Regions from separate parts of the Mus musculus genome. Here all the other regions are linked to region 2. Evidence: chromatin loops called from intact Hi-C (ENCODE). Cell type or tissue: left cerebral cortex. All regions are shown on one strand.

Region 1 (2,500 bases), 170 kb after region 2:
TCATCAGAAATTACCTTCCTGGTAGAAAACCTAAACGCAAGAGGATGGATAAAAATAGATTTTTTTTTTTCTTAAATGCCAGGGAAGAGAGCTAGAAGCGCTTTGGCAGATCGGGATCTGTGGACAGACCTGCGCCAGGTTCTTAAGTTAATAAATATTCATTTTGAGGGTTTTTTTTTGGGGGGGAAAGGAGGCAAGTTCTAGGCATAGAGCCCTTGTTGGAGAAGTAACATCTATTTGTACAGCATTTTTGGTTCTTAAGAATAAGGTTCTCTCTCTCTCTTTTTTAAACTCCTCCCTAACAATTCACACCTCCAGCAGGCTAGCTGCTTGGAAGATAGATTCAAACACAGCGTCTTCTCAGTTGTAGCAAGCCAAGCCAGGTATAAAAGCCACATTTTATCTCCGTCTCAGCCACCTTTCTCTACAGCCACCCCTACCCCCCTTTATTCTGGACATGCAGCGAAAGCTTCATTCAATATTGATTGTGCTTTGATACATTAAAATCAAGAGTGAGTCGGGGCTCTTACATAAAAGGTGTATAGATACCATTCACACCGTTTTGACCAGAACAGTCAATATTTTAAAAGGATTTCATTTCCCTTCCAAGCCTGCAGGCAGTCTAATTCTCTACGAAGGGAAGGCACGGCCAGTTGGTGCGAAATGATTCCTCCCGAGGTGTCTAAGAGGAGGGTGGTATTATTAGTTTTCTTTTTCTTAAAAAAAAAAACAAAACTATTTTCTACTTGTATACAATTTAGCAAATTTGGAGCTTGGAAAAGAAGCCTCAAATACTTTCCCTTCATTTGGTGGGGAATAACACTTTGAATGACTAAAATAAAATAGAATAAAAGCATTTTCATAACAAATAATTCAAGGCAGAGCAGTAGAGATATTTCAAAGAAAAGATTCCACCTAAATGTTTTGAAAAGACAAAAAGAAGAGCGAGTGAGAGAGAGAGAGAGAGAGAGAGAGAGAGAGAGAGTGCCTAGTTGCAGTTGCTTTGACAGAGTTCAGGCATGAACGTGCTTTCATTCCGTTGCATGATTTCGATAAAATTAGGTTAAAGAAATGTTCATTTGGAAACAGTGCTTCGTCATATTATTCCCAACACACGTCTAGCAAATATATGAATCCCGCATTCATCTGCGCGAAGTTCCAGACCTTAATGAATGGTTTAGACAGCATTGTCATCAATTTTCCGCAGGTGCAGCTGGAGCAATCAGTCAATTCAATCAAAAGCCTCCGTCAAGTTGCGTGGCGCTGTCATTTTTTTCATTCTGAAATTGAAAAAGAAATAAAAGAAGAAGAAGAAATAAGAGAAAAAAGAAAAAAGAAAAAAATGCAAGCAAGCCAACCGCGGTTCCTGGCTTGCATTTACATTCTCCCGCCTTTGGGTGGCGCTTTTGAGCAGCGCTTTGCCGCCTGCCTCGCTGCAGAGCTGACTTTCTCTTTTTCTTTCTTTTTCCTCCAACACCCCCCCCCCGCAACTTTATACTAATATAATATTTCTTTAGTGATGCTATGGAGATGAAATCGCTCTGTGTGTTTTAACACGCATTCCAACAACCTCTTAAGGCAAAAAAGTAAATTCATGCAGATGAGTTATAGAAAGTTGAAAAGATGCTATGGGAGCGGCTGCCATGGGTCCCCGGGGGTGCAGGGACACACTCTTGATTGCTTCTGAGGTTGTCAGACCTCCAACTTTCTCAGCCCTTCTTCCCCTGCCCGCCTGTGCAGTCCAGAACAATTCGGGGGTCGGGAGAAGTGGGCGGAGGGGGCAACTTCGCAGCTAGATCTTCTGGTTCCTTTTGAATCCACCTGAGTTTACTTTCCCTTAGCTTCAGACGGCCTTTGGGAATCCTAGGGTGGGGTCAGGAGTTGTGCTGGTATCAGGAGGGGCACGTATTTGTATTTCTGGCTGTCCCTGGGTTGGTGTCTTTTTCTTCCTGTAAACTCAGTAATCATAGTGCCATCATACCCTGCCACTTTGCATTAAAGGACCCAGGAAAGATGACATCAAGTAAAGCTTTGATTTTTCTTTTCAATCTCATTGAAAAATAACCTTGTTTCCTACTGTGATTAATATTAGGATTCAACAGTAGCAGAGATAGAAGGAACCCAGATAGATCTTCTGCACACACACCTCAGACGGACGCTCCTGCTTTCGCTCACCCAAGAGTGCTAACAGGCGCTTCTAAATCTTTAAAATGTATGGACAGACAGCACTTAGCATCCGCTTCCTCAAGGAGAATAGAGTTAACCTTTGTAGTTTGCCAAAAGTCGGCAAGTTTTCCTTTGCCATTTGTTTCAGTAGAATAAGGAGCAGAGTCATAGTCAGGACCAGATAAACTCACATTGTCCGGGTCTTTTTTCTTCTTCTTCACAGCACCCAGCAGAAGAGATGAGCTAATATTAACTCATAGAAACGACTGGGGCTACTTGCAGCGATGGATACACTCAGAATTATTAAACTGGCTGGGAAAATATTTAGGTGTGG
Region 2 (2,500 bases):
TAGGTGGGCCCCCTATATCCAGATACCACTATTTCTGCCCCAGTCTTTGCCTTTGGAATTGCCTACAGAAAGGACTTCCCTTTCATATCTGATTCGTAGCCTCCATGTGCCACTTCAGAACCCCAATCTTTCATCCCTACAGGGTTTTAGGCAGGAGAATCCTGGAGGAAGATGCCGGTTTTGTTTTCTGATCTAGTCAGGCTGTGCTCACATCTTTACCTGTCAGCCATCGTTTTCCCACAGTGAGGACACACCCCCGAGTTTGACTGTCAGCACCTGGCTCCAGCTGCTTCTGGGTGGGCTTCAGATTTCTCAGTTCCGTAGCTTCCTGTCTTTTAATATCTGACTGAATAGGTCTTAATCACTTGCCCCTGTTTTTGACAAAAAAGATGTTTCTTGGAGATTCCTCAGTTTTTTTTTTTTTTCTGATGGACCTTGGTATAAATGTGGCAAAATGTCAAGAAAGCTTGAACTGGATTTTTGCCTGGGGTTGATATTAAAGTTGAAAGGATGGATGGGAGGGCATTAGCATGCCAGCAATACACATTTCATTTCATTCAGTAATTCTGCCTTTAAGTTTTTAAGTCATATGAAGAAGGGTTTCTGAATAAAAGGTTTTAGCCTCCGTATCAGCTGCAGGGACGTAAACAATTGAAGAGGGGGAATGAACTTGGTACACCTACAACTTAAAACACCCCACCAGCCCCGTGGCTTATCCTGGTAGGATGCTTGCCGGCCAAACCTGACAACCTGAGTTTGATCCCTGGGAACCACAGTGTGGAAGGAGAAAACTGACTCCCACAGATTATCCTCTGACCTCCATACCTACATCCTCTTCCCATCGTACACACACACACACACACACACACACACACACACACTCACACACACACACACACACACACACACACACACACACACACACACACACACACACACACACATACACACACGCACAGTGCATTGCCACTAGCAATAGTAATACTAGTGAAATTAAAATTGAAAATATTATGCAGCCCTTAAAAAGGTATTTTCCAGCTGTTTACAGAATTTACTTTAATTTGAACACTAGGTCAAACATCAGGTCTTCAGACAAAAAGCCTTGCTCTTTTCCTATGCCCATTTACCTCATCAAAACTGAAGCCAAACAGACTGAAATGTTAGTAAGTTGTCTTCATGAGAGAGGTGATTAGGGATGGTGGCTAGTTTTAAATTTGAGGGTTTTTTTTTTTGCCTTGCTTTATAGTTTTTCTGTCATTTGCATGTGTCATGTGTTGGATGTCCTGTGTGATGCAGGATGGCAGCCCTCAACCTCTGCGGAAGGAGCTCACAGCAGGTGCCTACAGCCTGGGGAGGGCTGTGGAGTCCGGGTGGCGGCAGCGGATGCAGTTTCTCACATGGCCGGAGGGTGGCAGTGTCCGCTCGCAGACTCCGGGCTGGCGGCTTTGATGACCTTTGTCAGCCGGCGCAGCCTCTCGTTTATCACCGATCACAGAGTGGAATGAACATATTTACTTGTGTTTTGCTTTCCACTTATAATATCTAGTGGCATGGGAGGGAAATGAAAACAATTGTTCATAGGGGAAATTTATGAGCTTCATCTGGCTGCATGATTCCCGCAGTTGCCCCAGCGCCGCCCAGAGAGTGGAGATGGCTCCTTATATCCCCAGAGGTCCTCATAGGGCCTTGCAATACTTGCCTCTGGCCAGCAGACTTTCCCACACTCTTCGCCTCCCTTTGAATTTGCAAGGAGAAGGAGCTTTACATGTCATCTTTTGGGGGTGGCACGGTAGTCCAAGCTGCAGGCTGAGTCCCACCTGAAGTCTGGGCTAGCCTTTATCTCTTGACAATCCCCCTAATTGCTTCTTCGGATGAGCTGCTGCTGGGGCAGGGCTCTGGGGACCCTTTGGAGCCTTAGAGAGCTCTCCAAGATCTGGATGGGGTGGGAGGGGCCCCTCCCTCTGAGGTTCTAGGAAAAGGGCAGCTCTGGGCTTAGTGTCCATGTGTGCTTTTTGTGTGGAAGAGTGGGAAACAAGGTGGGTAAGTCTACTCTTCCAGCCTGTCCCCGAATAGTGCCCCAGGCAGAGAGACAGGATTGCTCTCCCATGGAAGGCAGATAAGGAGGTGTCTTATTTTCAGGGGCTTTGGGCCCCAGGTTCACAGAACTTGGTGCTGAGAACCTGGAACCAGCTCTGTCTGAGGTCCAGATCTAGGCAAGAAGTTCTCCGAGAGCGACTCGTCTGTTCCTGCTGAGGCCACGCCCCTGACTCCAGCTTTCAAGGTCTCTGCAAAGAGGAGCCAGCCTCATGTTCCTTAACACCAGAGTGTGGAAAGGTGAGATGTGAAAACACAGAAGCAGCTATGGAACGCACGGCGGGGAGCCAGTACCTGTGTTGCTCCACAAGGCATTCTGGCTGCGCATGCGCTGGGGGGATGACAGCTATAAGTTGTCGAAGATCTGCAGCAGACCACCATAGGTTCACTATTCTGTTCTATCCTT
Region 3 (2,500 bases), 550 kb after region 2:
TAGCAATGTCCTGCAAACACTCTTTTAAAAACCAAGCTGTGACAATGAACTGGGAAGCAGAGTTAAGGAAAACTCAGACAGAAGGCAGAAGAAATAAGCAAGTTCATTAGACACCGTAGAAAGGTGGTCTTTTCTTTAACCACTTTTTAAGGTGATCTTGGACTTCCGTCCCTCTGCTGCTATTGTTTAGCTATGCAATGCTGGAGAGGGCACTGTCTGGCCTGTCATTCTCTTTTCCCTTCTAGAAATGAACCTACCTAACTCTGAGCCTCCATAGTGCTTCAGAGAGATGCCACTGTAAGGGAAAAGGCACAAGGAGAGGGATAAACTTTGTACATCCTAACAGCATCCTGGTACCCAGACAGCCACAGAGACCAGGTTTAATTATGAAACCCTTACAGCTATGCAACCTCAAGCAAGAGGATGGGAGCTGTGGGGTAATTACTGTGTGTTCCCCAACAGTGAGAATATTTGAACACTTGTTCTCCAACTGTCCTGGGAGATTATGGAACCTTTGGATGTAGGACCTATCAGGAAGAAGCAGACTACCAGGGACAAGCTTTGAAGGTTGTCTCCAGTTCTGCATCTGGTCTGAATTTCCGCTTCCCTATCTCTTAAGATGTTAAGGAAGCAGCCTCTCCCTGACGTCATGAATGGAATTGCTCCAAGTTCTGTGCCTTTCCCGCCACGAAGAAACATACCCAGTGAACTGTGAGCCAAAAGAAGTCTCTGATTCTTGAATTTGTCACATCAAAGGGATGTGTGACTAACACACCAAGGCATGGCTTCTTTGAGCCTACGGACAGGCAGGGTCACACACCTCCCCATCAACCTCTGCCTTTTCCTCCAAAGATGGGGCCAGCAGCTCCTCCATTTGCAGAGCAGTCATGGCTATGCTAAAAAACCACACTTGGGGAGTGCTTGGTCATAGCTTGGCAAAAGAGCTATGCTAGTGGCCCTGGGGATTTGGCTGTGCTCCACCAAAGTGGGTAACTAGGGGTTCCTGAGCCAAGATGTGGGTGAAGTTGTTAAGCTGCCAACATCAGCTCAGACAGCACCAGTGTCAGCCTAGCATTGGCTTCCACTCCTGTATCAGCAGGGAAAATGGCACTAGCCAAGCATGGAGGAAGATTGACCCCATCTTCCCACATTCGTGTTGTCACCTGGATGGAAGAAAAGATGCTGCCAGTGGCTACCGCCACCACATCCTCCACAACGTTCTTCAGAGTCCTCTGCTGTGGTTGAAGTGGATACTGACTCCACAGGCCCCGGGATGCTAACTCATCTCTGCCATCTCAGCACATCCATTCCAGGCCTTTGTCTTTCTTCCTCTGTGTTTTTTAACAATGTGGGGTGGTTCCCAACCCTTTAGAGTTTATATTTTGTGTTGCATTCATCTATGTGCAGTGGTACATGTGTGCAGGTATGTGTGTACCCATTCATGTGCAATGGTAAGTGTGTGTCTGTATACATTCATTTGTATGCAGTGGTAAATGTGTGTGTGTGTGTACATTCATATATGTGCAGTGGCACGTGTGCATGTGTGGGTGTATTACATTCATATATGTGCAGTGGTATGTGTGCATGGGTCTGGGTGTGTGTGCATTATTTATGTGCAGTGGCAAATGCATGTGTTCATTCACTGTATACAGTGATATATATATATATATATATATATATATATATATATATATATATATATATATATGTATACACACACACACACACACACATTCATATATCCACAGTGACATGTGTGCATGTGTGTGTTACATTAATTTATGTGCAATGATGCATGTGTATGCATGTGCACATTCATTTATGTGCATTGGTACATGTTCATGTGTGGGTGTATTACATTCATTTATGTGCAGTGGTACACGTGCAGGTGTCTGGCTGTGTATGCATTCATATGTGTGCAATGTTGTATGTGCATGTGTGAAAATGTGTAGACATTCAAGTGCAATGTTATGGGTGTGTACATTCATATATGTGCATTGGCACATGTGTATGGTAGGTGTGTTACATTCCTATATGTGCAGTGGTAGGTGTACATGTGGGGGTATATATATATTCATGTGTGTGGGAGGGTACATGCACCTGTGTGTGTGTGTGTGTGTGTGTGTGTGTGTGTGTGTGTGTGTGTGTGTGTGTGTGGTTGTGTGTACCTGTGTAGAGGTCACAAGACAACCTCAGGTGTCACTCCTCAGGCACCATCCAATCTGTGTTTTGAGACAGGGTCTTTCACTGCCCTTGAGACCATCAATTAGGGTAGGGTGGCTGGCCATGAGCCCCAGGGAGCCTTCTGTCTCCACCTTCCCAGCTCCAGGAATAGAAACCTGTGCTGTCATGCCACCTTTTTAATTTATTTTTGCATGGATTCGGGGGATTCAACTCTGGCTCCTCCTGGTAAGTACCTAAACAGCTACATTCTCTCTCCAGGCCTTTGTATTTGTTGGTCTGTTTACTTGTTTTTGTTTGTTTGTTTGTTTGGGTTTTT

The links. A loop is a pair of places that touch in the nucleus more often than their neighbours do. Peaks named below come from ENCODE experiments on the same cell type or tissue, not always from the same donor. Only the 100,000 strongest peaks of a DNase experiment are listed, where the experiment ranks them.
Region 1: it touches region 2 in a loop (3.0-fold over the local background); 9 of 42 quality-filtered maps call a loop at or near these places.
Region 3: a loop joins it to region 2, with 2.3 times the contacts of the local background. A loop is called at or near these places in 2 of 42 quality-filtered maps.

The regions. Positions count from the first base shown.
Region 1 is chr7:36,070,568-36,073,067 of GRCm38, forward strand. No RefSeq gene overlaps it. Among named protein-coding and RNA genes, the nearest start is that of Gm38991, 4.4 kb to the right of the region's middle. In left cerebral cortex, a CTCF peak has its summit at 1,389; DNase peaks (open chromatin) are centred at 398 and 1,403; H3K4me3 peaks cover 668 bases; H3K27ac peaks cover 415 bases.
Region 2 is chr7:35,900,639-35,903,138 of GRCm38, forward strand. No RefSeq gene overlaps it. Among named protein-coding and RNA genes, the nearest start is that of Gm36234, 21 kb to the right of the region's middle. In left cerebral cortex, a CTCF peak has its summit at 1,405 (motif pointing right); DNase peaks (open chromatin) are centred at 1,417 and 1,661; H3K4me3 peaks cover 301 bases.
Region 3 is chr7:36,448,719-36,451,218 of GRCm38, forward strand. No RefSeq gene overlaps it. Among named protein-coding and RNA genes, the nearest start is that of Gm38992, 93 kb to the right of the region's middle. In left cerebral cortex, no CTCF peak of the experiment used is centred here; a DNase peak (open chromatin) is centred at 969.